Regions from separate parts of the Homo sapiens genome. Here regions 1 and 2 are each linked to region 3. Evidence: chromatin loops called from intact Hi-C (ENCODE). Cell type or tissue: endothelial cell of umbilical vein. All regions are shown on one strand. Links, peaks and the distances in the headings refer to the core of each region. The heading gives the core; the rest is flanking DNA.

The links. Peaks named below come from ENCODE experiments on the same cell type or tissue, not always from the same donor. Only the 100,000 strongest peaks of a DNase experiment are listed, where the experiment ranks them.
Region 1: it touches region 3 in a loop (23-fold over the local background); 23 of 110 quality-filtered maps call a loop at or near these places.
Region 2: it touches region 3 in a loop (4-fold over the local background); 7 of 110 quality-filtered maps call a loop at or near these places.

Annotation. Positions count from the first base shown.
Region 1 is chr18:31,735,346-31,746,326 of GRCh38, reverse strand. No RefSeq gene overlaps it. Among named protein-coding and RNA genes, the nearest start is that of SLC25A52, 20 kb to the left of the region's middle. RefSeq lists an enhancer at 6,870-8,069. In endothelial cell of umbilical vein, for the core only: a CTCF peak has its summit at 5,005 (motif pointing left); a DNase peak (open chromatin) is centred at 4,976.
Region 2 is chr18:31,719,967-31,729,703 of GRCh38, reverse strand. It overlaps a transcript of B4GALT6 not described here, the pseudogene LRRC37A7P and the pseudogene LOC390846. Among named protein-coding and RNA genes, the nearest start is that of SLC25A52, 36 kb to the left of the region's middle. RefSeq lists enhancers at 4,787-5,286, 5,253-5,352, 4,582-5,781. In endothelial cell of umbilical vein, for the core only: a CTCF peak has its summit at 7,143 (motif pointing right); a DNase peak (open chromatin) is centred at 7,143; H3K4me3 peaks cover 436 bases; H3K27me3 peaks cover 1,310 bases.
Region 3 is chr18:31,952,474-31,963,454 of GRCh38, reverse strand. It overlaps the pseudogene PGDP1. Among named protein-coding and RNA genes, the nearest start is that of TRAPPC8, 15 kb to the right of the region's middle. RefSeq lists a silencer at 6,264-6,323. In endothelial cell of umbilical vein, for the core only: no CTCF peak of the experiment used is centred there; a DNase peak (open chromatin) is centred at 6,344.

The DNA.
Region 1 (10,981 bases), core at 2,885-7,884, 220 kb after region 3:
CAGAAGGTAGCACACCCCGACATTACTAGGACAGAAGCTCCTGTACTTGGGACCTTTCTAGATTGGGCCCTTTGTGTCTCTTTTTCTGGCTGTTGATTTATATCATTTAAAACATCCTCTGTGGCTGGGTGTGGTGGCTCATACCTGTCATCTCAGCACTTTGGAAGACCAAAGTGGGAGGATCGCTTGATCCCAGGAGTTCTAGACCAGCCTGGGCAACATTGTGAGGCTGTGTCGCTACAAAATAAAATTAAAAATTAGCTGGGCACAGCGGCATGCACCTGTAATCCTAGCCACTCAGGAGGCTGAGGTAAGAGGATTGCTTAAGCCTGGAAATTCAAGGCTGCGGTGAGCTATAGTCACACCAGTGCGTTCCAGCCTAGGTGACGGAGCAAGACCCTGTCTCCCAAAAATAAGTAAATAACAAACAAACAAAATTTCCTTGGTAATAAATTGACAGTTATAGATAAACTATTTTCCTGGGTTCTGTGAGCCGCTCTAGCAAATTATTGAACCCAAGAAGGGGGTTGTGGGAACTTCTGATTTGTAGCCAAATCAGAGAGAAATTGTGGGTAACCTGGGGACCTACTACTTGGAACTGTCATCTGAACTGGGGGACAGTTGTGTGGGACTGGACCCTTAACCTGTGGGGTCTGCACAGATTCCAGTTAGTGTCAGAACTGAATTGCATTGTAGGACACCCAGTTGGTGTCAGAGAACTGATCAGTGTGGGGAAAACTCCACACATCTGGTCACAGAAGTGTATTGAGTGTGAGTGTAGTACAGGGTTTTTCCAATCTTACGGTAGGTCTGTTGAGGACCTCATTGGTGATTAGAATGTATAGTTAAGTTTAGAAGCCGTTTACCACCAACTTTGAGGGTTTCAATCTTTGCTTCACATCAGAGCCACCCAATGAACTGTGAACTCAAAAGTATCTGAGACAGGTCTCAATCAACTTAGAAAGTTTATTTTGCCAAGGTTAAGGATACGCCCGTGACAAGGCCTCAAGAGGTCCCGATGACATGTGCCCAAGGTGGCTGGGGTACAGCTTGCTTTTATACTTTTTAGAGAGACATGCACATCAATATAACCTGTAATATTACAATGTAATATGTACATTGGTTCAATCTGGAAAGGCGCGGCACTTGAAGCAAGGTAGTCGGGGGCTTCCAGATTACAGGTAGATTTAAAAATTTTCTGGTTGGTGATTGTTTGAAAGAGTTCATTATTTTCTAACAACCTAGAGTCAATAGAAAGGAATGTCTAGGTTACGATGATCAGGATTTGTGGAGACCAAAGTTTTATCATGCAGATGAAGCCTCTGGTAGCAGGCTCCAGGGCGAATAAATTGTAAATGTTTCTTATCAGACTTAAGGTCTGTGTTGATGTTAATGCTGGTCAGCTTTTCTTGAATTCCAAAAGGGAAGAGCGTATAACGAGGCATGTCTGACTACCCCCTTCTCATCATGGTCTAAACTAGTACTGCAGGTTAACTTTGGAATATCCTTGGCAGAGAGGAGGGGTCCGTCTAATACAGGAGTTATTAAGAAATCATATTTAGGCAGCTAGAAAGGGTGAAAGTTTTCAGTAGAGTTTTCTTTTAATGAAAAGCAACCCCCAAAACATTTCTTTTCTAACAGAAAGTGGCTTGAAAAACCAAACCGGCAAGCATTGATATGCACATGCTGGTGGCTGGAAGGCGGGTACGTTCAATATAGTGTCTCCCGCCCTCTTTTCCTTGTCACCATGTGTGCCAGGTGTCACGGCAGCCTCCAGATAAAGCACATGTGCAGGACATCATGGCGACGCACATATCCATATTAAAAGGCTGGGACGGGAGGGCCAGTTTTTTCGCTGGCTACATGAATGACACACCTGGTCAAACCAATCCCCTGGGCCCTGTGCAAATCAGACACTGTCTCCTCCAGCCTCCCAATATAACCAACTGCTTTTTGCTGCACGTGGGTTTTTTTTCCATTCAGAGGCCCCCCTTCCCTCTGTACAGGGGAGCTGTTTTCTTCTTTTTTGCCTATTACACTTTCTGCTCCTTAAATCCACTCCACCTGTGTCTGTGTCACTAATTTTCTCGGTGCAAGACCAAGGACCCTGGGTGTTTCTCCAGACAATGGAGCCATGTCATGTTGGTGCATTGGCTGGGAATCCAAGGTACAACATTCATTGGAGCGGTGAGTAGAGGAGCAAACTCAAAATCGATCCCATCATTCCGAGGCTCTTGGCCTCTATTTTTAAATCAGATCAATTAATGGGCATCTGTCAGCTGTCTAGATATCCTTATTGTGGCTGACATTCTTATAAGACTTAAAGAATGTCAGACTTGCTGGGGAGGACATGGAGAACCCCCCAATACCCATAGGTTATTGGGAATGTTGGCCATCCTTCAAACCAGTTTTTATTCATAGGGAAACTTTGCCATTGTGCGAGGCCAGGAAAGGTTCTGAAATAACTGAGAGTTTCTGGCTGGGGCACACCCTGGTGTTATTCAAAGGCTTCTGGACTGGACCCAGCCTCTGACAGCCTGCTCTGGGTGTTGGTAAAAGATCCCCAGCTATCCTATTGCAAAACTTTTCTTCTTTTTCTTTTCCTTTTTTTTGAGACAGAGTTTCACTCTTATTGCCCAGGCTGGAGTACAATGGCGAGATCTCGGCTCACTGCAACCTCCGCCTCCCAGGTTCAAGTGATTCTCCTGACTCAGCCTCCCGAGTAGCTGGGACTACAGGGGCCGGCCACCATGCCTGGCTAATTTTTGCAGTTTTAGTAGAGACAGGGTTTCTCCATGTTGGCCAGGCTAGTCTTGTACTCCTGACCTCAGGTGTTCCACCCGCCTCGGCCTCCCAAAGTGCTGGGATTACAGGCGTGAGCCACCACGCCAGGCCAAAACTTTCCTTCTTTTTCTATCAGCGGTCGTTATATCTCTTATTCTCTCTGTGTGTCAAATGTGTGGTAATTTTTACAGCCTAGGGAAGAAGTAATCCGTTAGGCAAAATCAGGAAATGCTATAATAACCATGGATATAGCTCAGGGAAATGCTGTTGTAATCTAGGAACAGAGGTCTCCCCTTCCCCCACAGTGAGGTCACTCACTAATATTCCTCATGGTATTTCTTTTTTTCGCTAATATTCCTCGCTAATATTTGTTTTTTGCTAATATTCCTCATGGTATTTCTTTTTTTCTTTCTCTCTCTCTTCTTTTTTTTTTTTGGAGATAGGGTTTCGCTCTTGTTGCCCAGGCTGGAGTGCAATGGCGCAATCTCGGCTCACCACAACCTCCGCCTCCCAGGTTCAAGCAATTCTCCTGCCTCAGCCTCCCAAGTAGCTGGGATTACAGGCAGGTGCCACCATGCCTGGCTAATTTTGTATTTTTAGTAGAGACAAGGTTTCTCCACGTTGGCCAGGCTGGTCTTGAACTCCCGACCTCAGGTGATCCACCCACCTCGGTCTCCCAAAGTGCTGGGATTACAGGTGTGAGCCACCGTGTCTGGCCCAGCACATGGTATTTCTAAGCCAACAGTGTTACATAGTGGAAATAGAGATCCTCTTTATAAGACACATTGCTGGTCCTCTGTGGTACACTGCAGCTTCCCAATTTTTCCTTTTTGCACCTTTCTACTGGAAACCAGGCTTCATGCTGCTCCTGTGAATGAGAAAATTCTGCCTTCAACAATTAGGAGTAATATGTCCTCCGCAGCCAAATTGTGGTCCCAGTACTGTCCCATCAGCAGGGAAATCCCCATTAGGTCCCCATGGCCCCTTAAGGCAACTACTCTGTCTCTGATTAAGACAGTACTTAATTAGTAAAGGGATTTTAAGTCCAGAAGTTAACTGGAACCATTTTTCTCAGGGTAAATGCTTTAGCACAGGCCATAATAGCAGGCAATCTACCACATTCCCTCCATTAGAGGGGCCTTGCCTTTCCCAAGATGCATTTTTTTTAGGGAGGCACGCAGGTCACACAAGTCTAGAAAGTCAAAGGGAAATCGTAAGCAGAGGACTAGAGCTACCAGGGTGAGCATGACTAGCCCCCAAAGCTTAGTTTCTCTGGTGCCATGGCTTGGAGGGTCATGCCTACAACCATGGGCAGCACATTTAAAAGGGTGCCGGGACCCAGGAACCAGGGAGGGAAAATAGTTGAGGGGATGCTCCCACTGTCTTCTTCTCCACCCTGGGTCACTTACAGAAAGGAAGGAGACTACAGGGATGCCTTCTCTCACTTCTTTTTCTAGATGGGTAACAGATTATCTTCATCTTGCACCCCTCTGGAGTGCACTCTGAAACACTGGAACTTCTTTAACCTCAGAACTTTGAAGAGAAAAGTGGCTTTTTTTTTTTTTTTTGCACAAGAGAATGACATTTTTACTAAACCTTTACAAGTGTTGTAAGATCAACCCAGCTCTTTTAGCAGTCATATTGGGCAGGCCCAAAGAGATTAATTCCCCCAAATTAGAGAAGCAACTTCCAGGGGAATCATCTGAGGATCCCCCTTATTTGGGGCCCCTTCAAGTTCCCTTCTTATTACAGGACCTTAGGCAAATAAAGGGAGACTTAGGCTGATTTTCTAAAGACCCTGATAGGTATATAGAAACTTTCCAAAATTTAACTCAGGTATTTGACCTCACATGGAGGGGTGTTATGTTGCTCCTAAGTCAGACCCTCACTGCAGCTGAAAATAACTGGTTGTTTAAAGGAAGGGTGTTTAGAACAGGTCAGAAAGTTTGAGTATGTTGTAAGAGGGTCTGTGAAATTCAGTCATGAAAGAGTTTAGTAATTAAAGGAAAGGAATTATCAAGATTAACACTAAAGTTATCGTAGCCACCCAATAACGTATTTCTCCCAATCATATTGCAAGTTACAAAATGGTCTAAGCCTAAAATTGTTCTCTACTGGCAAGTCAAGGGGGAAATGTATGCTTTTCTCAAGGAAAATGTTACTTTTATATTAATGTTTCTGGTAATGTACAGCGCCATCTAGTGGAGGCAAGCCAGTATTACAACCCATTGGTGTAACAGGTATCAAACTCTACTGTCATAGTTAGGGTCTATAAGACTTCCACTAACAGTGGTCATCTTGTTTTTGTTTTTGTTTTGAGACAGATTCTTGTCCTGTCACCCAGGTTGGAGTGCAGTTGCATGATCTCAGCTCACTGCCTCTGCCTCCTGGGATCAAGCAATTCTCCTGAGTAGCTGGGACTTCAGGTGCATACCACCATGCCCGGCTAATTTTTTTTTTTTTTTTTTTTTTTGTATTTTTGGTAGAGACAGGGTTTCTCCATGTTGGCCAGGGTGGTCTCGAACTCCTGACCTCAGGTGATCTGCCCGCCTTGGCCTCCCAAAGTGCCGGGATTACAGGTGTGAGCCACTGCATCCAGCCAACAGTGGTAATCTTAATATTCATGTTCTAACTCTACATTTTAAACCTTCTTATAAAATGCATCTCTTTTCATCTAGAAGCAATCAAACTCCAAATGGTGTTGCAGACAGAACCTCACATGGACACGCCATTCTTCTGAGAACCCTTACATCAACCTCAGGAGGAGGCCCAACTGCTGTCCCTCACAGGATGCCCCTTTTTCAGCAGGAAGTAGCCAGAAAGAATTGTCATCCAACACCCCCTAACAGCAGTTAGATTTACTTCCCCAGATGGTGGAAATAGTATGGGAGTTATTTAGAAATAATTTTTAGGCAGCCAGAAAGGGTGAAAGTTCTCAGTGGAATTTTCCTTTAATGAAAAGCAACCCCAAAAGCATTTTTTTTCTAACAGAAAGCGACTTAAAAAACCAGACTAGCAAACACTGATATGCAAATGCTGGCGGCTAGAAGCCAGGTACATTCAACATGGTGTCTCCTGCCCTCTTTATCTTGTCACCATGTGTGCCAGGTGTCATGGCAACCTCCAGATAAAGCCACGTGTGCAGGACATCATGGCAAACCGCATTTGCATATGAAAGGCTAGGGTGGCAGGGCCAGTTTTTTCACGGGCTACCTGAATGACACACCTGGTCAAACCAATCCCCTGGGCCCTATGCAAATCAGACACTGCCTCCTCCAGCCTCCCAATATAACTGACTGCTTTCCGCTGCACGTGGGGTTTTTCCGTTCGGAGCCCCCCTCCCTCTGTACAGGGGAGCAGTTTTCTTCTTTCTTGCCTATTAAACTTTCCACTTCTTGAAACCACTCCATGTGTGTCCATGTCACTAATTTTCTTGGTGAGAGACAAAGGACCCTGGATGTTTCTCCAGACAACGGAGCCGTATCACATTCAGATAGTTGGGGGTGGGAGAGGGGTCTTAGAAATTTAATTTTGGTTTACAGAACTTTAAACAAATATTTCTGTCCAGACTCTACCATCTACCATTTAAATCCGATCTTTGGGGGAGAATCAGGCACAGTATTTCCTAAAAGTTTGCCAAGTTATTTTAATGTGTAACCAAGATTGAGAACCCTTGCTCCAAAACATTACATGGTTGCAGTGATTCAGACTTTATGTTCTCAGAGACTAGACGAATGGCAAGGAGAAGCGTTCCAAAAAAAAGTCATCTGGCTAATGATAATCTAGGGTGAAATATCTGGCATTTATTACTATTTTTTTTTAGGAAGAATATAAAACAGAAAAAAAAGGTTTTACATATAATTCAAAATATCAGGATAGAGACATCTAGTGTTGAATTTAGATGCTTACTCAGAATTTCAGTAATCTGTTCTTCCCCCCTTGGCCAGTATTATTTAAGGTTAAATGCAGAGATATAATTTCCAGTAGTCTTTTAATTTGGACTCTTCAAGACTATGAAGTGGGTGATTTGGTGATTGTGTAGGGGTTGGGGTGGGCCTGTGCCAACATAAATATACTTCTTCGGGCCTTCTAATAAATTTGGAAAAAAAATGACATAGAGCCCTATGAGGCTTGTTATAAATAAATTTTCGGTGCTGCCAAAGAAATAGCACTCTCACATAAAGTTAATTTTCTCAGCAAGGCAATTTTTACTTCTATAGAAGGGCATGACTGGCGGATGGAGCAATGGCAAGAGCACACCTGAACAAGGGAGGAGAAGGGGTTTTTATTCCTGACACAGGTAGCTCCTACTGCTGTGTCGTTCCCTTATTGGCTAGGGTTAGACCACACAGTCTAAGGTAATTCCCATTGGCTATTTTAAAGAGAGCAGGGGTACGAGCCAGAGTGGCGGGGTGAGTAGTTTGGCGGGAAAGGCGGTTACAGAACGGGTGACTCAGGATGAGTCAGGACAGAGCAGGTGACCAGGGGTGACTCAGGTTAAAGCCGGTGACCAGGGGAACAGATGTGAACTACTGATTAGAACTGGCAGGAAAGTTGTTTACTGAAGCTAGAGGCAAGGGGGCGAAGAGAACCAGAAAGTTAAACTTTAAAATGGAGAACACAGAGTAAGAGAACTGAACATACTGACATACTGATTCTTTGAAGAGGAACATGGAGTTCACTATATTTAACAGGCTGAGAACAACATCAAATAATTATCCCCAAACATAAGTATGCTGAGTTGGATTCGATCTTCCTAAATTCCTGTCCTACCACAAATCTAGAGCTTTTGCACCCATTCAACCTGATTTGAGATTAAGATACTTGTCTCTCCAGTCATATGGAAAATCCTAGCTTGCCTCAAGACCTACCCACTGCACAGTGCTTTGAGCTCCTGGCAGCAGCCCTAGGCCCTTCCCTGGTACACTCACTGTGTAGCTCACTGTTCATGGCTTGGCAGTGAGCTAGAAGAGAAATGAGTCTGCAGCAAGAGTGAGAGAGAACCAAACATGAACCCATTATTTGCCCCCTCTATCTCCAAACAGGTAAGTCTGTCTTTGTCTCAAGGAAAGCAGGGAGTTAGAAGCATTGAAAAGAAGTTTGAAATATTCTTCAGTACTGTGCCTTCTCTTTATAAAAATAAGCATTTCCCTTTCCTCAGATGCACAAAAAATATTTTTTGGAGCAAAATGTATCATTTCTGTAAATTAATGTGCTTTAAATGTAAATGATAAGAAACAATAAAGCTTAACTTATTTAGCATTTTCCTGAAATTATGAAAAGCTATAGCAAATAGTGGAAATGTGTATAAAGGGTATACAGTATAAGGTCTTCATGAAAATTTATCCTATTAAAAATAGAGGCTGGGTGAGGTGGCTCACGTCTGTAATCCCAGCACTTTGGGAGGCCGAGGCAGTGGATCATCTGAGGCCAGGAGTTTGAGACCAGCCTGGACAACATGGTGAAACCCCATCTCCACTAAAAATGCAAAAATTAGCCAGGTATGGTGGTGTGTGCCTATAATCCCAGCTACTTGGGAGGCTGAGGAAGGAGAATCACTTGAACCCGGGAGGCAGAGGTTGCAGTGAGCTGAGATTGCGCCACTGCACTCCAGCCTGGGCAACAGAGTGAAACTCTGTCTCAAAATAAATTAATAAATACATAAATAAAAATAAGATTCTGGCTGGGTGTGGTGGCTCATGCCTGTAATCCCAGCGCTTTGGGAGGCCTAGGTGGGAGGATCTCTTGAGCCTAGGAATTTGAGACCAGCCTGGGCAACATAGGAAGACCCCATCTCTACAAAAAATAAAATACTTAGCTGAGCATGGTGGTGCATGCCTATAGTCTTAGCTACTCGGGAAGCTGAGGCAGGAGGATCACTTGAGCCCTGGTGTTTGAGGCTGCAGTGAGCTATGATTGCACTACTATACTCCAGCCTGGGCAACAGAGCAAGACTCTGTCTCTTTAAATAAAATAAATAAATAAATAAATAATACTCTTATAATATGGGGAAGGCACTTTGAGACTAGAGGTCTCAGAAGGATGAGTGCCATTTAAAGTATGCTGTGGGCTCCACGTTAGAGAAAAAGTGAAGACCACATGGAGGTGAAAACCTGCAGTTAGAAGTTTCAAACTATGCTCAGATGGTCTTTATTTTTAATAATGATTTTTTTAAAAAATTTGTGAATAATAGATTCTCTTTTTCATTTAACTTGTAACAGAAATAAGCCTCAATGAAACAATTTGGACCTGAATTTTTCATGCTGAGGAATAGGCCATTTTGCTAATTCCATAATCATATCAACAAATAAACAAATTAGTGTTTATTCAATTTGTTAGAAAATTTGGGATCTCACTTGAGCAGCTGGCTGTCTTTGCTTGCCAAATTAATTGTAATGAATGATCTAATTTCTTAAGTAAATGAATTCGAAAAAATGTTGGATTAAATAGGTTTGTGACTAAGTGGTAGAATTATTAGGTTACCCTATGTTCTGTTAACAAGTATCCTGGAAACTGCATTTTGGAGTCTGGAACTCTATTAACAAATGTCACTTTATAGTAAAGTGTCCTTTGGTCATTAGTATACTCCCAAAATTAGCTGAATGAAGCAATTTGAGTATACTCTAGCAGTTTGAACTTGAGGGCCAATGCTATATTTGATACGTAAGCATGGGACTGGATTTTCACTTCCTATTTTTGAAGGCATGTCTTGGCAGCACAGGCCCTATGCACTTGGCCCATCCAGTTTTGATCATATTCAGCTGTTCCCATAAACAGAGAAAGCCCCATGGCCTTTCTGGAACAGCCTGTAGTAATAAGACATGACCTTAATATGTGCTACTCTCAGATCACGTCTTTTGAAGAACCTAAGCACATTTATAATCAAAATAGAAAAGGATATCAAACAGGCTTTTCCCCATAGTTAAACTACATATTTATTTCTCTTACTTTACCACATTATCTGTTATACTCCCTGCAATGACTGTTGACCATTAGGGGTAGTAGACAGCATTCTTCTTTTTTCTATTTTAATGAAAATAATTTGTGTTTATTTGAAATGTTTATGATTGATTTGTAGGAAATAAACTTCAACATGTTTGGAAGCTTCTCTTTATCTTAAATGAGTTTTAAAGAATGCAAAAGTGTCTGGTTGAATTTGTAGCTTCAGTTATTATGATCATGTTTTTATTCTCTTTCCATTTCTTAAAATATTAAATCATGTTCTTCCAGTGCTCGAACTATTCTTGAATTCCTAAATTAAATCCTATTTTGTTAAATTGATTATTTAATATATTGTTTGATTTGATTTGCTGGTTAAAAAAATATTTCTGACCTATATTCCTAAGTAAAAGTGATATTCCGCTGGGCATGGTGGCACACACCTGTAATCTCAGCACTCTGGGAGGCCAAGGCAGGAAGATCACTTAGGCCAGGAGATTGAAACCAACCTGGGCAACACAACCAGACTCTGTCTCTACAAAATAAAAAGTGATCTTCAGTTGTCCTGTGTGTGTGTGTTTACTTTTTATTGATTTTTTCCCCAGCTTCATTAAGATATAGTTGACAAATAAAGTTATATATATTCAAGGTATACAATGTGATATTTTGATATATGTATACACTGTGACACCATTAAACCAAGCTAATTAACATATCTATCACTTCACATACTTAGTTTGTGGTGAGAACATTATAAAATCTATTCTCTTAGCAATTTTCAAGTAGACAATACATTATTATTAACTATAGTCACCATGCTGTACAAGAGATCCCCAGAACTTCATCCCTCTGTCTAACTGAAAATTCGTACTCTTTGACCAACATTTCCTCATTCCCATCCCAGCCCCACTCTGCCCCAGCATCTGGCCACCAACATTCTACTCTCCACTTCTATGATTTCAACTTTCTTATATTCTACATATAAGTTAAATTATGCAGTATTTGTCTTTCTGTGCCTGGCCTATTTGACTCAGCATAATGTCCTCCAGGTTCATCCGTGTTGCTGCAAATAACAGGAATTCCTTCTTTTTGCCTTTTTTTTTTTTTTTTTTTTTTTTTTGAGACGGAGTCTCGCTCTGTCGCCCCGGCTGGAGTGCAGTGGCATGATCTCCGCTGACTGCAAGCTCTGCCTCCTGGGTTCATGCCATTCTCCTGCCTCAGCCTCCTAAGTAGCTGGGACTACAGGCGCCTGCCACCA
Region 2 (9,737 bases), core at 4,738-9,737, 230 kb after region 3:
TGGAGTAAAGGTGCAAGAGGAATAACATTACAAAATGACTTCAGATAGTCAGCTTTATTTATGCTACTCCCTCAAAATATTGGAAATTCCATCTCAGGGTGTGCCCTATGACATGAATACGATGACCTACACAAGCAAGCCATGTCCATTGCTTTACAGTGCTAGAGAAAACATCTGAGAATACATGTACTGGTAAGGATGGATATTATATAGCAAAGACACGGAATCAACCTAAATGTCCATCAGTGATAGACTGGACAAAGAAAATGTGGTACATATACACCATGGAATACTATGCAGCCATAAAAAAGAACAAGATCATGTCCTTTGCAGGGACATGAATGGAGCTGGAGGCCATTATCCTTAGCAAACTAATGCAGGAACAGAAAACCAAATACCACATGTTCTCACTTAGAAGTGGGAATTAAATGATAAGAACTCATGGTCACATAGATGGGTAGGGCCTATTGGAGGTAGGAGGGTGAAAGGAGGGAGAGGAACAGGAAAAACAACCAATGGGTACTAGGCTTAATACCTGGGTGATGAAATAATCTGTACAGCAAACCCCCATGACACAAGTTTACCTATGTAACACACCTGAACTTGTACCCCTGAACTTAAGAAATAAAGTAAAATAAAATGAATAATGCAAAAAAAGATGGATATTATAGTTCATGTATTATAGTGCCTCCAGTGGACTTTTAAAAAAATCAAGTTAACATTAACCTGATTCTAAGATTCATTTATTTGGGCTCAAATATTGGTCGACTACACTCCAAATGGTCCCTGGTAAGTCAGTTCAGCGCACATTTTCCTACAGCCCATAGTGCTTCTGTAGTAGTTTAATTTTTTAGAATGAACCCAAAGTCCTATTTAGCACCTCTGAATTTATTTATTTATTTATTTATTTGAGATGGAGTCTTACTCTTGTCGCCCAGGCTGGAATGCAATGGCACGATCTTGGCTCACTGCAACCTCTGCCTTTTGGGTTCAAGCAATTCTCCTGCCTCAGCCTCCCGAGTAGCTGGGACTACAGGCATGCACCACCATGCCCGGCTAATTTTTGTATTTTTTAGTAGAGACAGGGTTTCACCATGTTGGCCAGGCTGGTCTCGAACTCCTGACGTTGGGTGATCCACCTGCCTCAGCCTCCCAAAGTGCTGGGATTATAGATGTGAGCCATTGCGCCCCGCCAGCACCTCTGAATTTAATGATGGTAGTAGCAGTAGTACAAACCATAACCAGAATGACCGCATTATTTCTGGGAGGAAATTAATTCTGGGTTCCACTAAGTGGGGCCAAATCACAGCTCCTTATACAGCCCACTCTGGTTCTGCTGTTTTTATAGGGTCTCCACAGCAGCAGTGAGGTTCCTAGAGTTCTTGTGGCATCCGAGGGAGCCCTGTGCAGTTAAAGAGGGTCCTGGTGGATCCTGGTGACCTAAGTGGTAGTAGGGAATCACACAAGAGTCCCCAGAATATCATGAGCGGGCAGAGAGCCCCACTGTTCTCAGCAGTGGAAGGAAAAGGAAAGTAAACATGATGCAAAGGCGCAATTCTGGCACAGAAGAGAGGGGGCCTCCGGGCAGTACTGCTCTGCTGCCAATTCTAAGGGGAACTGTTCTTATTAGAGGGGCACCCCTCAGAATTCAGTGTGTCTGGAGTTGTTCAATGTGGAGGTGAACTCCTGAATAAGACATCTCTGTCCGGGTGAGAGACATTTATGCATCAGGTAATGGTATGTAGAAAACTGTCTTAGAAACTTCTGCTTATATGTTACAAACTTCTCCATATATTGAAATACACGTATATTTAATAAATCAGAAGATATAGTAGGGTTATTTGGCTTCATGCTTTTTCATATACCAAGTTGTGTGACCAGAAGTGATAGTTTGTCTCCAGAACTGCGTTTTGGATCCATCCTTCTGGTTACGTTGTGGATGAATGCAGAGGGAGGAAAGACTGGAGACAGGAAGAAGAGTTAAGAAATCAGGAAATGATTGAAATAGTGCAGGTAAGAGGTGTCTAGGGTCCGATCTAGGACAGGATAATTTGACATTTTAGGTAGAAAAATTGGACAGGATTGAAGAATTTGACATGAAGGCAAGGAAGGAGAATAGCATAGAACCCAGTGCCTGGTTGACTAAGTGGGTGATAGTGAATGAAGGAACAATTTTGGGGGAATGACAGTGATTTCACTTTTAGACACATGGAGTTTGTTGTTTTGTTCTGTTTTTTAGAGACAAAATTCCAGCCTGTAGCCGAGGCTGGAGTGCAGAGACACATTGAGTTTGATACTCCCAGGGATACCCATATTGGAAGCTCCAGCAAGCCTGGAGTCCAGTGTCACCAGCATGCAAGTGACCACTGAACCAGGGGAATGCAACAACCATCACTGACAGTTTGTAGAGGACACAACATCTAGGAAAGAACTTTGATGAACAACAATGGTCAGAGGGAAGGGTATTAGCAATGAGAGTTTATGTTCTGGAAAATCAAAGGGCATGTCATTAACTTGATTTACAGAGCACCATAACCCCAATATCTCTGCTCCTGGCTACTTAATACCATTCAATGATGATTATTAGAAACACTTACAATGAACATAAAATAGGCTGCTTCTTCCTCCTTTAAATCATTACTAAAATATATCCTATGTAATAATCTGCAAAGAATTTAACATCATTTAAAACAGGATTAAATAAGCTCTTTGGTTATCTTTTAGAGGAGACTTAAAAGTTATAAATATTTGCATTGACTTAAAATTTTTTAATTGCAAAACAGTCCACTTATTTTAGTCAATTTCATATTGTTTTAGTCAACCCTACTAATACTGTCAGACTTTTCCTGTTTTTGAAATTGTCAGTAATATGTCAGAATTTTTTTTTTTTTTTTTTTTGAGACGGAGTCTCGCTCTGTCGCCCAGGCTGGAGTGCAGTGGTGCGATCTCGCTCACTGCAACCTCCGCCTCCCGGGTTCACGCCATTCTCCTGCCTCAGCCTCCCGAGTAGCTGGGACTACAGACGCCCGCCAACATGCCCGGCTGATTTTTTGTATTTTTAGTAGAGATGGGGTTTCACCGTGTTAGCCAGGATGGTCTCAATCTCCTGACCTCGTGATCCGCCCATCTCGGCCTCCCAAAGTGCTGGGATTACAGGCGTGAGCCACCACGCCCGGCCATATGTCAGAATTTTTGATCAGCAAAAAACCAATGCATCTTAATTAAAAAAAATAAATTAGAAGCAGGGCTGCGAGGACATATTCCAAGGAAGCCAGAGCTGGAGTTGGGGCCAGCTGGGCCGGTGACATGGAGCCCCTGAACCAGCAAACGCACAAGCAGGTCCATGAGATACATTCTCACATGGGACACCTGGAGACGGCAGACAAGCAGTCTGTGCACTTAGTAGAAGGTGAAATCCAAGCAAGCACAGACCAGATATTCAGCCATCTAGAACATCGGGAGATTTTGTCCAGCAAGGAGCCCCCTAATAAAAGGCAGAATGCCAAACTTCGGGTTGACCAGTTTAAGTATGATGTTCAGCACCTGCAGACTGCTCTCAGAAACTTCCAGCACTGGTGCTATGCAAGGGAGCAGCAGGAGGGACAGCAAGAAGAGCTTCTATCTCGAACCTTCACCACTAACAATTCTCAATCACAATCCTCTGACAACTATTGGAGATTATTATCTGTTTAAATTACCGGCATTACAATATCTCGACATGGAAACAACACAAGTCCCACTAACAACAATTGAGAACATCCCCATGATGACTCTTGAATTGGAAAAACTAGCTGTCAGCTTCTCAGTCTGCACAATTAATCAAGAAATAATGTGGAGCCACTGGTACAAATAATGAGGCATCTCCCAGAAGTTTAACTTCCTATCCATCCAATCTCTTGGACAGATAATACCAGTTAATTACTTTGAATGTGGCTCTAAAAGCTGAGTTGGGGGCTGCTTTATGACTGGAGATGGTTTGACCTTCTCAGGTGGCTCTGATGGCTGAGCTGGTATCTCCTGCTGCAGTGGAGGACTGACCTCTTCAGTGGACTTCGGAGGATGACCTGAGGCTTCCTGCTGGGTTGCAGATGGTTCAACCTCCTTAGGGGGCTCTGGTGGCTCATCTGGGAACTCTGCTGGACTGGAGAAGGTTCTACCTCCTTAGGGGGGTCTGGAGTCTGAGCTGGGGGCTATAATTGGGTTGAGGAAGAGCCCACCTCTTTGGAGTGTTCTGGAGGCTGAGCTGGGGCCTGTTCCTGGCTTGTTGTAAGTTTCTTACCTGGCTCTGGAGTTACCGTAAGCTCCACGTCCACAGGTTTGATTGTGACACTGGGCAAGTGTGAGTGCTGAACTTCACTCCAACTTTTCAATGGAACATTTACCTCATGATGTATCAATAGTGGGGCTAGGATCTCTTCAAAGGCAGGTAGCTGCTGTGCTGGAGCCTTCTGCTCTGTTGAAGAGTGGACCCCCTCAAGGGACTGTGAAGGCAGAGCTGGGGCCTCCAGCTTTGGTTGAAGAAAGTTCTACCACCTCAGGGAGCTGTGGAAGCTGCGCTGCAGCTTCTTGCTGGAGTAGAGGACTGGATCTCTTCAGTGGTTTCTGGATTTTGAGTTTCAGGCTCTAGATGGAACTGAGAAAGTCCAGCTTGCTCAGGAGGCCCTGGAGGCTCATCTGAGCTCACCTGGAGTTCTGGAGGCAGGCTGCCCAGATACAGTATATCCATACTTGAATCTAAATACCCATTCTGCAGAGTTTGTTTCTGACGCTGAGGTTTTGATACAAATCGGTATGGAGTTCCAACAACAACCTTGGCAAGCCTTTGATGCTGAGCTAGATCTTTCTTCCGGTTCTTGGGCGAAACAGTAAAGTTCCTTGCTTTTGATTTCTATCTAGAGGTGGAACAAGTATTTCATATGCCTGATGATCTGCAGCCTGATCTAGATCTACAGTTAGAAACTTACTTTTGAGGCAAAGAGGCCGAGCTAGGGCCTGGTTCTGATCCCAGTCTAGCATTGCAACCACCTCTGGGAGACTTCTGTGCCGAGTCAGCTTGTCATTCAGATCCCAGTGTGCAGCAGCGAACTGCTCTGGCCCCGGGGCAGCTCTCCAGCTGAATCCGTGTCCAAGAATGGAACCAAACTCTGAGCCAAAGTCTCAGTCGATTCCTGAAGCGGAGCTGACGTCTGGGAGGAAGCAGAAGACCCCAGGTAATCAAAGCTCTCCCGGGTCTGCCCGGGGGTGGGGAGTTAGCTCATGGCGGCGATTCGCGTGGGAGATCGGAGGAGCGGGAAGACCAGGGCTAAGTTGGCCCCAGGGAGTCAGAGGTCAGCTGGAGCGGGTCCTGGACCCACTCCAGAGGCTAAGCCGCCTGGACTAGTAGCCACAATAGTTGCCATGTGAGGAGGGGCCCGTGGGGCCCAGAGACGCAGCCGGGACAAGACAAGCGCTGGCGCCGCGCACTGAGCAGGAGCCATTAGGGCAGCCCCGAGACGCTGGCGCCCCTGGCAACCGCGCGCCCCATCCCGTCCTTTATTAACTACACCTTTATTTACGCAGCCTTTATTAGGCTCGGGTCCAGATCCGCTCCGCGTCACCAGGGCAATCTTATCCCACAATCCAGCCCAAACCTCCCTTCCGCCCTGCCCGGCCGGAACACCCCTCCCCTCCCCTCTGCGAGGAAGAATTTGGGCCGCGGGGTCTGCGGTCCCAAGACTCCAGCAGCCTGGTGGGGTGGGGTGGGGTGGGGTGGGTTGGAGGTGCGGCAGAGCTTCCCAAGGAAGTTATGGGACCTTGCCTCGGGATATTCAGAAGTGCCAGTCCAGTTCTGGCAGCCTGAACTCTTCCTCCTCCAAGCTGAAATCCGAGAGATGCTTTTCCTCCTCTTGGCCATAGGGAAAGCAACTGACCTGCAAAATGTGCGCCAGTTAGGGTGGCAGGCAGAGCACACATTACGGTCATTTATTCCAAAATGTTGCCATTTTCGCCAAACCTTTGATATCCTTTGTTGCATGTTTGGTAATTAATTCACCACCCTATTAGGCAGGGGCTGCCGGGGAATAAACGAGGACTCCAAATTTTCTGTAGGAGGGGTTTTGGGGGGTGAGCAATTCAGTCTGGGAGAGAGAAGGCCTTTAATCCTAGTGAATAGCTCTTTGCACTAGCCTGGGAGGAAGCTGAACTGTCATCCTGCCTTGACTTAACACAGCCTTTACCCTAGAAGCTACAGCGCCACTCTTCAGAGGTCTACCCTGTGTGCACACAGGGAGAAGACGCTTAGGTTGTTAAAGTCAGCATGTTAAATAATTTTCTGAAATGCGACTATAACTAGAACCCAGCTGACTTCCCCCATAGCCATTCTTACCTATCTTATTACTGATTGTCTGGTACAATCACAAAGTGCGGTGGTACTGACACCTACCTTTTAGGGTTGTTTGAGGATTTCATGGGATAATGAATGTAGACTGCTTTGCAAACAGTGAGCTTTCAATAAAAGGGATCTATTATAAAACAATAATTAAAAAAGAAATTAGAAGCCAATAAGAAAAACATTAACATTGTGTGATGGTGGAAATATGTATGCTATATTGCTAAATTATATGTTTAAATTTCAAAAAATTAAATAGTTCAAAAATGTAGTTTTCATATTTCATTATTCAGCTGCAGCCTGCAGTGAAAACATGTCTTTTCTGTACATTTTGAGTATGCCAAGATTTAAAATCCAACCTCATGATTAGTATGTAATTCATTTATATGTCAGAGGCTACACTCATAAACGTGAATAATCATTCCCAACTTCCTTTTCTAGCTGATATTTTTTGACCCAAATTGAGTAATAAAGAGGTCTTGGTATTTCATTAGTGATTGAAGACCTCAAATTCTCTTTTATTGTGTGTGATTCTGCCACTAAGAACGGGATCATAGTAGCGCTGTGGTTTATTCAAGTTCTGATTCTTCCCACCGTGATAGCCACTGACTGCCAACATTACCGGAACCACTGTTGCCAGATGAAATGAAGGCAAGTAGGCAGAGGAAAACCATCCTGTGAGCACCCACTTCAGGCCTGTGCTCCTAGGCTAAGCTGAGCCTGCTGATGAGGGAGTCACAGAGACGTTCATCTCAAGCACTTCTCAAAGCCGCCTCTAGGGGGCAGAACAATCACAAACCTGAGAGCACTACTGAGGAAGACTCATTGTAATGTGAGCAGCCACCCAGGATTCTGCATCCTTTCCTTATAAATGTTATGTGGTGTGCCTTTTAATTCCACTCACAATTGATTTGTTTTCATGATATATGGTACCAAGCTCTAAAGTTACAAAAATATATTCTTATTCTCCAGAATCAATATTACCCAATATTACCAATTCCTTATGTATTCTTCCAGAGAATACGTGTGTATGTGTGTGTGTGTTGTGTATACAATACCCTTGCTCCTTCCTCCTTCTATATGAATGGTAGTATCCATATACTCAATTCTGTATCTTGGTTTCACTTAATATTATCTTGGATGAGATTCTATAAAAGAATACAGGAAGCTTTTTTTTGTTTATGGTTGCAAATTATTCTAGCTATGTGTATACCATAATTTTTAAATACTTCAGTAAAGGGCATTTAATTATTTCTTCAGTACTACAGAATCTTGTGTATGCATAATTTCACTTATGCATGAGTACATCTGAGGGTGGAATTCCTAGTGTAGAATTCCTAGTTCGAAGGGTATGTGAGTTTGCAACTTGATAGATACTGCCAAGTGTATCAATCAGGGCTCTCCAGAGAAACAGAACCCACATACACACATACACACACACACACATACACACACAGAGAGAGAGAGAGAGAGAGAAAGAAAGAGAATTGGCTTACACAATTGTGAGGGATGATAAATCTGAAATCTGTAAGGCAGGATGCCAAGTTAGAAACTCAGGCAAGAGTTATTGTTGTAGTCTTGAGTCTGAAATTTGTAGGGCAGGCTAGCAGGCTGGAACTCAGGAAAGACACCTATGTTTCAGCCTGGAGGTAAATTCCTTCTACTCTGGGAAACCTTCGTCTTTGTTCTTAAGACCTTTAACTGATTGGATAAGACCTATCGACATTATCAAGGGTAGCCTGCTTTACTTAGCGTCAACTGCTTAAAGATGTTAACCACATCTACAAAATATCTTCATGGCAATGCCTAGACTAGTGTTTAACCAGACAACTGCACACCCTTGCCTAGTCAAGTTGACACACATTATTTTTTTTGTAAGTTTTTATTTTTTACAGTTTTGATTCATGATGGTTTATAATGTATATGTTAGGCATTCTACTATGGAAATGTAACACAGATGTTTAACATGAAGTTGCTGACATCCACTTTTGTTGGTTTTTTTTTATACTTTAAGTTCTAGGGTACATGTGCACAACGTGCAGGTTTGATGCATAGGTATACATGTGCCATGTTGGCTTGCTTCACCCATCAACTCGTCATTTATATTAGGTATTTCTCCTAATGCTATCCCCCACCCAGCCCCCCACCCCCCGACAGGCCCCGGTGGACATACGCTGTTACAAAGACTTTCTGAAGGACTCTCATGCACATACGCCTGTAACAAGAACTTCTGCCAAGAACTTCCTAAAGTGCAGCTTGCTACATGAGTCACAAGGACAGCAAGCAGAATGCACAAGAACACTTGCCTGACACACTGTCTCCACGAATGAACCAGTGTCAACTCCTGTGATGATCCCCTGTAACCAACATTCTCTGTTTGAAAACAAATGATGTATACTTCTCCCTTTTGCCTTTAAACACTTCCCCCTGCCTCAGCCACTTTGGATGTGCCTACGGTCTCCAAAGCCTGCATATCCCAGATTTGCAAATCTTCTGTGCACACCCAAATAAGCTTATTATCTTTGAAGGGTCTCTTTCTGTTTGTTATTTAGCTTGACAGGCCTAACTCTGGTCATGAGGACCCTATGGCACGGGTGGTGAGCAGGGTGACACACATGCCAAGGTGAGCAGGGTGACACACGTGCCAATTCACATTATTTCATTCCATTTCAATCCACACAGTCTCATTCAGGTCAATGTTCCATCTTCAAATTTCTTTCCCCCGTTCAAGGGGCCTCTTGGGGACAGGGAATTGAGGGACCTCTACTCCACATGGGTGGGCGTCAGTCCTTTTGGGAACTCCCTGGTTCCTGCTCCAGGTCTGGTGTCCTTTGAAGCGCTACTGATTAGTTGTACCTTGTGGTGTTGGATATCACGATGGCACCCATAGCTGAAGTCCTGCCATTTGCCCACAATTTTGCAGTCCTTGACATCTCTCCAGCCCAGGCCTCAGGGAGCCTGCTGGTAATCTCAGCACCTCTTTGCCCCTTCCCAGGGAACACACCAGTGTCTGGATCCACAGCACACTCTGCTCAGAAGTGAGGGACTAGGAGCGGTATTTCAGGTTCATCCACCTGTCTTTCTTCTTATTGAAACCACCTTTGCAAAATTACAACTGAAGAAATTATGACAGTGAAAGAAATTAGACCTAAGCAACTCCATCTTGCTTCTAACCTTTAAGCTGTCCTTGTTCATTCCTGGGCATAGGCCAAACTAACTTTAAGAAGAAATTCAGTTCATGGTTTGACTTTAAAACAAAATTAATAACAGCCCTTTTCTGAAAAGACCCCCTTCTTGCCTGGGGACCAGTCTGCCTTTGCAGGACTGACAAATTAGCTACAAGTTTAGAAATTACAGTTTAGGAGTCATG
Region 3 (10,981 bases), core at 3,499-8,498:
AGGAGAGGGCAGTGACAAAACAGGGCATGGGAATGCCAGCCTGGACCCCAGTGCTGACTGCCCACCACCAAGAGTCCTAGTGGTTTTCAACAGCTGACTTAAGAAGTCGTCCAGTAGGAGGTTCTGAGGTTCTGGGTTTCGATCAAACGCATCCTTTATCTTTCCTAGGAATACACTTCTAATAATGCAGCCCCCTCTCCACATCAGGGCAATATCACCATAATTGAGGGTCCAGCCAAACTCGGTGGCTCCCTGCCTTAGCAGCATAAAGCCTTGAGCATAAGAGATGATCTTGGAAGCATAGAGGGACATTCTGAATATCCTCCAGGAATGATTTCTTATCACCATCAAACTGGAACTTTTGGGGACCCTTCAGCTTTTTGCTAGCTTGAATTCTCCCATCCTTCAGAGATGACAGGCACCAAGCAAAGACGGCTTCTCCAATGAGGGTGACGGGTATGCCATACTCCAGGGCAGAGATGGTGGTCCACTTCCCCATGCCCTTCTGCCCTGCACTGTCCCTGATCTTTGGCAGCAAGTGTTTGCCATCAGCACCTTGGAACTTGAGAATATTGGCTGTGATTTCAATCAGGAATGAGTCTAGCTCTGTCTTATTCCAATCCTCAAAGGCCTGGGCCATCTTGTCCTGTGCCATGCCCAGCACGTCTTTCATCAGGTGGTATGCCTCACAGATCAGCTGCATGTCCCCATACTCTATCCTGTTGTGCGCCATCTTCACAAAGTGGCCTGCTCCCTCATCTCCCACTCAGTCACAGCAGGGTTCCTACTTTTGCAGCAACACCTTGGAAGATGGTCTTGATGTGGGGCCATGCTTCTTTGTTCCCTCCTGGCGTGAGCAATGAACCATACCAGGCCCCTTCCTCTCCACCACTGACTCCGCTCCCCACAAATAAAATTCCCTTGGCCTTGAGGTCTTGGCACCGTCTTGTGGTGTCCCTATATTCAGAATTTCCTCCATCAATGATGATGTCACCAATGTCCAACAATGGTATCAGTTTTTTGATGAAATAATCCACAGCTTGCCCAGCCTTCACCAGGAGGATGATCCGCTGGGGCTTCTTCAGCTTGGAGACCATCTCTTTCAGGGACTGGGCACCCACCACTTTGGTTCCCTTTGCCTCATTGGCCAAGAAATCATCCACTTCGGAGACAGTCCTATTAAAAGCACAGACCACAAAGCCATGGTCTTTCATGGTCAGAATTAAGTTCTGGCCCATGACTGCCAATCTGATCAGCACGATGTCAGCTTGGGCCATGGCAGTGGACAGAGTAGAACCGAAGAGCGGCGAGGCATGGAGGAAGAGTCTGATCTTTAAAACTGATAATAGGAAGTGCTGTGAAGGCATTTTACCCAAAAATAAGAACCCTAGGCCGAGTGTGATGACTCATGCCTGTAATTCCAGCACGATGGGAGGCTGAGGTGGGAGGAGTGCTTGAACCCAGAGGTTTGAGACCAGGCCACACAACATAAGGAGACCCTGTGTCTCAAAAAAAAAAAAAAAAAAGAAAAGAAAAGAAAAAAAAGAAAGAAAGAAGAAAAATTAGCTGGGTATGGTGGTGCCTGTGTAGTTCCAGCTACTTGGGAGGGTAAGGTGGATAAGGTGGGAGGATCACTTGAGCCTGGGAAGTTTAGGCTGCAATAAGCTGTGATTGTGCCACTGCACTGCAGGCTGGGTGGCAGAGCGAGACCCTGTTTCAAAAAAAAAAAAAAAGAACCCTAGCTCCTGTCATTTCATGTGATAGCATAACTTCTATCTAAATTCAGCTTTTATATATATATTTTTTTAATTTTTATTTTTATTGATCATTCTTGGGTGTTTCTCACAGAGAGGGATTTGGCAGGGTCATAGGACAATAGCGGAGGGAAGGTCAGCAGATAAACAAGTGAACAAAGGTCTCTGGTTTTCCTAGGCAGAGGACCCTGAGGCCTTCCACAGTGTTTGTGTCCCTGGGTACTTGAGATTAGGGAGTGGTGATGACTCTTAATGAGCATGCTGCCTTCAAGCATCTGTTTAACAAAACACATCTTGCACTGCCCTTAATCCATTTAACCCTGAGTGGACACAGCACATGTTTCAGAGAGCACAGGGTTCGGGGGTAAGGTCACAGATCAACAGGATCCCAAGGCAGAAGAATTTTTCTTAGTACAGAACAAAATGAAAAGTCTCCCATGTCTACTTCTTTCCACACAGACACGGCAACCATCTGATTTCTCAATCTTTTCCCCACCTTTCCCAGCTTTCTATTCCACAAAACCACCATTGTCATCATGGCCCGTTCTCAATGAGCTGTTGGGCACACCTCCCAGATGGGGTGGTGGCCGGGCAGAGGGGCTCCTCACTTCCCAGTAGGGGCGGCCGGGCAGAGGCGCCCCTCACCTCCCGGGTGGGGCGGCTGGCCGGGCAAGGGGCTGACCCCCCCACCTCCCTCCCGGAAGGGGGCGGCTGGCCGGGCGGGGGGCTGACCCCCCCACCCCCCTCCCGGATGAGGTGGCTGGCCGGGCAGAGGGGCTCCTCACTTCCCAGTAGGGGCGGCCGGGCAGAGGCGCCCCTCACCTCCCGGACGGGGCGGCTGGCCGGGTGGGGGGCTGACCCCCCCACCTCCCTCCCGGACGGGGCGGCTAGCCGGGCGGGGGGCTGACTCCCCCACCTCCCTCCCGGACGGTGCGGCTGGCCGGGCAGAGGGGCTCCTCACTTCCCAGTAGGGGCGGCCGGGCAGAGGCGCCCCTCACCTCCCGGACGAGGCGGCTGGCCGGGCGGGGGGCTGACCCCCCCACCTCCCTCCCGGACGGGGCGGCTGGCCGGGCAGAGGGGCTCCTCACTTCCCAGTAGGGGCGGCCGGGCAGAGGCGCCCCTAACCTCCCGGACGAGGCGGCTGGCCGGGCGGGGGGCTGACCCCCCACCTCCCTCCCGGACGGGGCGGCTGGCCGGGCGGGGGGCTGACCCCCCCACCTCCCTCCCGGACGGGGCGGCTGGCCGGGCGGGGGCTGACCCCCACCTCCCTCCCGGACGGGGCAGCTGCCGGGCAGAGACGCTCCTCACTTCCCAGACGGGGTGGCTGCCGGGCAGAGGGGCTCCTCACTTCTCAGACGGGGCGGCTGCCGGGCGGAGGGTCTCCTCACTTCTCAGATGGGGCGGTTGCCAGGCGGAGGGTCTCCTCCCTTCTCAGATGGGGCGGCTGGGCAGAGACGCTCCTCACCTCCCAGACGGGGTCGCGACCGGGCAGAGGCGCTCCTCACATCCCAGACGGGGCGGCGGGGCAAAGGCACTCCCCACATCTCAGACGATGGCCGGCCGGCCAGAGACGCTCCTCACTTCCTAGATGGGATGGCGGCCGGGAAGAGGCGCTCCTCACTTCCTAGATGGGATGGCAGCCGAGCAGAGACGCTCCTCACTTTCCAGACTGGGCAGCCAGGCAGAGGGGCTCCTAACATCCCAGACGATGGGCGGCCAGGCAGAGACGCTCCTCACTTCCTAGACGGGGTGGCGGCCGGGCAGAGGCTGCACTCTGGGCACTTTGGGAGGCCAAGGCAGGCGGCTGGGAGGTGGAGGTTGTAGCGAGCCGAGATCACGCCACTGCACTCCAGCCTGGGCACCATTGAGCACTGAGTGAACCAGACACCGTCTGCAATCCTGGCACCTCCGGAGGCCGAGGCTGGCGGATCACTAGCGGTTAGGAGCTGGAGGCCAGCCCGGCCAACACAGCGAAACCCCGTCTCCACCAAAAAAATACGAAAACCAGTCAGGCGTGGCGGCACGCGCCTGCAATTGCAGGCACTCGGCAGGCTGAGGCAGGAGAATCAGGCAGGGAGGTTGCAGTGAGCCAAGATGGCAGCAGTACAGTCCAGCTTCAGCTCGGCATCAGAGGGAGACCGTGGAAAGAGAGGGAGAGGGAGACCGTGGGGAGAGGGAGAGGAGGGAGAGGGAGAGGGAGAGGGAGAGGGAGAGGGCAGCTTTTATATTTTAAGAGTATTGACATTATTAAAAATAAATAAAGAGGCCAGGCACAGAGGCTCACGCCTGTAATCCCAGCACTTTGGGTGGCCAAAGTGGGTCAATGGCTTGAGCCCAGGGGTTCAAGACCAGCCTGGGCAACATGGTGACACCCCATCTCTACAGAAAATACAAAAATTAACCGGGCGTGGCAGTGGGTACCTGTGGTCCTTGGTACTTAGCTACTTGGGGGGCTAAGGCAGTAGAATAGATTGAGCCTGGGAGGTAGAGGTTGTAGTGAGCTGAGATTGTGCCATTGCCCTCCAGCCTGAGTGACAAGAGTGAAACTCTGTCTCAAAACAAACAAAACAAAACAAAACCCTGTCTCAAAAAAGAAAAAAATATTTCCATGAAGAAACCCCAGTTTCAGTGCTGAAAATTTTTAAATATTCAGGAAATAAATAACATCAATCATATATAAACTCTTTCAAAAAAAGAGGAGAAAAGAACAACTCCTCATTTTTAGAGATGGGGTCTCCGTCTGTTGCCCAGACTGGTCTCAAACTCCTAAGCTCAAGTGATCCTCCTGTCTTGACCTCCCAAAGTGCTGGGATTACAAGAGTGAGCCACTGAGCTCAACCCCAATTTGTTTTTTGTTCTTTCTTTCTTTTTTGTTTTGTTTTTTTTAGATGGAGTTTTGCTCTTGTTGCCCAGGCTGGAGTGCAATGGCGCAATCTAGGCTCACCGCAACCTCTGCCTCCCGGGTTCAAGCGATTCTCCTGACTCAGCCTCCCAAGTAGCTGGGATTACAGGTGCCTGCCACCACGACCGGCTAATTTTTTTGTATTTTTAATAGAAATGGGGTTTCACCATGTTGGCCAGGCTGGTCTTGAACTCCTGACCTCAGGTGATCCACCTGCCTCGGCCTTCCAAAGTGCTGGGATTACAGGCATGAGCCACCGCACCCAGCTGTTTTTTCTTTTCTTGAAACAGAATCTCATTATCTTGCCCAAGGTAGGGTGCAGTAGTGTGAACACAGCTCACTGGAGCCTTGACCTCCTGGGCTCAAGCCATCATCCTGCCTCAACCTCCTGAGAAGCTGGGACCACAGACGTGCACCACCAGGCCTGGCTAATTTTTTAAATTTTTTTGTAGAGACTAGGTCTTGCCATGTTGCCCAGGCTGGTCTAAAACTCCTGGGCTCAAGCAGGAGTCTAAAACTCCTGGGCTCACCTCGGTCTTCCAAAGGGCTAGGATTACACACGTGAGCCACTGCACCTGGCTACTCAATTTGTTTTATGTGGCCATAATAACCACAAACTAGACAAATATATTACAAAATTAAATAAATAAAATAATATGCCAATATCCCTCATAAATTATATAATATGCTAATATCCCTCATACTCAAAAATTATTTACAAAATATTAGTAAATTTAATCCAACAACATATTAAAGGATTATATATATAAATATATATATACACATATATATACACACACACATATATATATGAAACCACCCCCACAGGATTGACAAGAATTGCATGTAGGGTTCTGGACTGATATGTAGTCATAACTAAGTATTAATCAGGCTGTACTTTGGCCCACTTCCTTGTTGCTAAAAGTCAGGTAGCACCAGGTACTGACCATTTGCATTCCCATTATTCCTATAGATAGGATTTCTGAAGTTAGGGTTGTAAGACTGTTTAAGAATTGATTTGCTTTAACATGAGGAAGGAAATTCAAAGAAAAAAAGAAATAAATAAAAGAATTGATTTGCATCCCCTTTGTTCCTATAGGCACGTTCTCTGACATTGGAATCATAAGACTTTTGTTTAAGAATCACTTGTAGGCTGGGCACAGTGGCTCATGCCTGTAATTCCAGCACTTTGAGAAGCTGAGGCAAGCGGATCACGAGGTCAGGAGATTGAGACCACCCTGACCAACATGGTGAAACCCCATCTCTACTAAATACGAACATTTAGCAAGGTGTGGTGGCACATGCCTGTGTAATCCCAGCTACTTGGGAGGCTGAGGCAGGAGAATCACTTGAACCCAGGAGGCAGAAGTTGTAGTGAACCGAGATTGTGCCACTATACTTCAGTCTGGGCAACAAGAGTGAAACTCCATCTCAAAAACAACAACAAGTCACTTGCTAGGCGCAGCGGCTCACGCCTGTTATCCCAGCACTTTGGGAGGCCGAGGCGGGTGGATCACCTGAGGTCAGGAGTTCGAGACCAGCCTGACCAACATGACGAAACCCCCCTCTCTACTAAAAATACAAAATTAGCCGGGCATGGTGGCAGGTGCCTGTAATCCCGACTAATTGGGAGGCTGAGGTTTCAGTGAGCCTAGATGGCGCCATTGCACTACAGCCTGGGCAACAAGAGCAAAACTCCATCTAAAAAAAGAATCACTTAACACCTTAAGCAATGGCTCACTCCCATAAGCCCAGCACTTTGGGAGGCCCAGGCGGGGCAGATCACCTGAGGTCAGGAGTTCAAGACCAGCCTAGCCAAAATGGTGAAATCCTGGTCTCTACTAAAAATACAAAAATTAGCCAGGCGTGGTGGCACATGCCTGTAATCACAGCTACTCGGCAGGCTGAGGCACCAGAATCCCTTGAATCCAGGAGGTGAAGGTTGCAGTGAGCCAAGATTGTGCCACTGAACTCCAGCCTGAGTGACAGAGTGAAACTCCGTCTACAAAATAAATAAATAACTTCAGATGTTTTTCACACCCTGACTTCCAGCAAGTAGTTTGAAGACCCCCACAGAGAAATGTGATCAGCATAAGAATACATCTTCATTTCTTTGTCCCTTGACTTCATCCTGCATTCTTTTTTCTATTGATTAGTTTTTATTTTTGTGGGTACATAAGTGTATACATTTATGGGGTACATGAAATGTTTTGATACTGACATGCAATGTGAAATAAGCACATCATGAAGAATGGGGTATCCATTCCCTCAAACAAACCAATTATACTATTTTATTTATTTATTTGGAGACAAAGTCTCGCTCTGTCACCTAGGCTGCAATGAAGTGGCACCATCTCGGCTCACTGCAACCTCAGCCCCCCGGGTTCAAGCGCATTCTCCTGCCTCAGGCTCCCAAGTAGCTGGGATTACAGGCACTTGCCACCACATCTGGCTAATTTTTTATATTTCTGGTAGAGACAGGGTTTCACCATGTTGGGCAGGCTGGTCTCGAACTCCTGACCTCAGGTGATCCACCCATGTAAGCCTCCCAAAGTGCTAGGATTATAGGCATGAGCCACCGTGCCCAGGCTACACTCTTTAGTTTAAAATGTACAGTTATTGGCCGGCGCGGTGGCTCATGCCTGTAATCCCAGCACTTGGGGAGGCAGAGGCTGGCGGATCACCCTAGGTCAGGAGTTCGAGACCAGCCTGCCCAACATGGAGAAACCCCCATCTGTAATAAAAATACAAAAAGCTGGGCTGGGCACAGTGGCTCACACCTGTAATCCCAGCACTTTGGGAGGCTGAGGTGGATGGATCACTTGAGGTCGGGAGTTCAAGACCAGCCTGACCAACATGGAGAAACTCCGCCTCTACTAAAAATACAAAATTAGCTGGGTGTGGTGGTGGATGCCTGTAATCCCAGCTACTCGGGAGGCTAAGACAGGAGAATCGCTTGAACCCGGGAGGTGGAGGTTGCAGTGAGCCAAAATTGCACTATTGAACTCCAGCCTGGACAACAAGAGCGAAACTCTGTCTCAAAAAAAAAAAAAAAAAAAAAAAATAGCGGGAATAATATCTGGTTGGTGTTGATCTAGGAAGAAGATAATTTTTTTTTTGAAGAAAAGAATGACAGACTCAGAGCTTCACATGTAAATGAATACAAGAAATCTAGTCCCAACTTTCTAAGCTTAAAGATAAAGAATGCTAGACTCAGGCCAGGAGCAGTGGCTCACACCTGTAATCCTAGCACTTTGGGTGGCTGAGGCAGGCAGATTGCCTGAGCTCAGGAGGTTGAGACCAGCCTGGCCAACATGGTGAAACCTGTCTCTACTAAAAATACAAAAATTAGCCGGCGGGGCATGTGGGGCATGTGCCTATAATCCCAGCTACTGGGGAGGCTGAGGCAGGAGAATCGCTTGAACCCAGGAGGTGAAGGTTGCAGTGAGCCGAGATCACGCCATTGTACTCCAGCCTGGGTGACAAGAGCAAAACTCCATCTCAAAAAAAAAAAAAGTATATTAAACTATATACTGGTGTAGCATACAGTTGATAGGATTCTTCCATTTGAGGAGAGAAATAAACAGTTTTTTCACTCACGTCCGTGTGAAGAGACCACCAAACAGGCTTTGTGTGAGCAATAAAGCTGTTTATTTCACCTGGGTGCAGGTGGGCTGAGTCCGAAAAGAGAGTCAGCAAAGGGTGGTGGATTATCATTGGTTCTTACAGGTTTTGGGATAGGCGGTGAAGTTAAGAGCAATGCTTTGCGGGCAGGGGTGGATCTCACAACGTACATTCTCAAGGGCGGGGAGAATTACAAAGAACCCTCTTAAGGGTGGGGGAGATTAGAAAGTACTTTCTTAAGGGTGGGGGAGATTAGAAAATACATTGATCAGTTAGGGTGGGGCAGAAACAAATCACAATGGTGGAATGTCATCAGTTAAGGCTATTTTTACTTCTTTTGTAGATCTTCAGTTACTTGAAGCCATCTGGATGCATTCGTGCAAGTCACAGGGGATGCGATGGCTTGGCTTGGGCTCAGAGGCCTGACAAGTTTCATCTTCAGTACTGGGAAAAGACGTCCTTAATTGCTTGTGCTTTTGTTATTAATTTGTCCAGCAAGCTTCCTCTCTTTTAGTGACAGACCCTGTCCTCTTGGCCTTGAAGGCTGGCACATGACCAAACCTGGGTAATCATAGGTTCTCACTTTTACTGGACGTGATAAATTGTCCAAAGGGCATGTGATGCAAGCAGGGCCCAATGCCAGATGATTCAGAGACACAGACAAGTAATGTGATATCCTAGACCCCAGGGAAATACCTCTTGCTGGGTACCTCATTCCTGATAAAGTGTGGTGGAGATCACTATTATCCCACATTCATTCTACTCCTCTTCCTTTAGCAACAGAATCCTTGCGCCTATGTTTTCCAGCCTATTTTTGAGATAGGTGTGTCCATGAGACTCAATGGGGCCAGTGGGATTGACTGAAGTTATTGAATGGCATTTCTATGATTTGACTTTTTAAATTTAAATTTTTTTTTTTTTTTTTTTTTTTTTTGGAGACGGAGTCTCACTCTGTCGCCCAGGCTGGAGTACAGTAGCACAATCTCGGCTCACTGCAACCTCCACCTCCCGGGTTCAAGCAATTCTCCTGCCTCAGCCTCCCAAGTAGCTGGGACTACCGGCACCCGCCACCAAGCCTGGCTAATTTTTTTGTATTTTTTAGTAGAGATGGGGTTTCACTGTGTTGCCCAGGCTGGTTTTGAACTCCTGAGCTCAGGCAATCTGCCTGCCTCGGCCTCCCAAAGTGCTAGGATTACAGGTGTCAGCTACCATGCCCAGCTATGATTTGACTTTAAACCATTAGACATGTACTTTTTCATTCTCTTTTCCCTATTCCTGCAGGCCAGAAAGCAGATGGGGCAGTGACTCAGCTTTAATCCTGTAGAAGCGGATAACATCTTAGACGATGGTAGACCAATAAGCTAGAAAGATTTGTTCCTTATTGATTTTTGTCTCCAACTCCTCTAGAAAATACTTTATGATCATTCCCAAGTCCTTATAGTTTTGCAAACAAGAAGTAGGTGCAGAATCAAGAGAATATTCTATCTCTGCCTTTTTCATCTCTCTTAGGAATGGCCTTAGAGGATATTGACTAAGGGATATCCTCCTAGCAAGCAGGACTGGAAGTAGATCAGTTTGACCACAAGATTCATTCCACTGACTGGAGAATGAATTTTTGCTGTCCTTGTCCAGTGGCCATTGTAAATTGTCTTTCCTTTAAAATATGGTATTAAAAGATTGTCCTGTATTCTTTCATTGTTGACTGGGGTTGTTTTAATTTTTTTTATTTTTAAGGTCTGGATTGAGATGAAATGGGGTTGTTTTTATTTAAAATTTAGTCATTTGAAATAGGACCATGAAGACCTGACCAAGAAGAGCACACACCCTCAAGAGATCCCTTGCTTTGGAACTGTGCGTGGTGACTTTTTTTTTTTTTTTTTTTTTGAGACAGTCTCGCTCTGTCGCCCATGCTGGAGTGCAATGGTGTGATCTGGGCTCACTGCAACCTCTGCCTTCCGGGTTCAAGTGATTCTCCTGCCTCAGCCTCCTAAGTAGCTGGGATTACAGGTGCACACCACCACGTCCAGCTAATTTTTGTATTTTTAGTAGAGACAGGGTTTCGCCATGTTGGTCAGGCTGGTCTCCAACTCCTGACCTCATGATCCACCTGCCTCGGCTTCCCAAAGTGCTGGGATTACAGGCATGAGCCACCGAGCCCGGCCTAATTTTTGTATTTTTAGTCAGATGGGGTTTCATCATGTTGGTCTGGTCTCGAATTCCTGACATTGTGATCTGCCCACCTTGGCCTCCCAAAATGCTGGGATTACAGGCGTGAGCCACCGAGCCCAGCCTAATTTTTGTATTTTTAGTAGAGATGTAGATGTATTTTTAGTAGGGATGGGGTTTCACCATGTTGGTCAGTCTGGTCTCAAATTCCTGACCTTGTGATCTGCCTGCCTCGGCCTCCCAAAGAGCTGGGATTACAGGCCTGAGCCACTGTGCCTGGCTGGATGTGATTTTTTGCTTGTTTTCCTTTGGATGCATGATAAGCCTATTTTCAGTTTTAAAGGGGATAATTACTAGTTAGCAGCATTCTTGGAATCATATATATGAGAAGAAGGGTATGTGTGAATGCTGAGAAGCCAATGGGTAGTTTGTGGTATATGATGGGTATTGTTTTTGTTTAGCCAGTGAACTTTCCCATTCCCATTTTACTCATCATAGTTTCTATCTCCCCGCCTACAGGAATGGAAATATGACC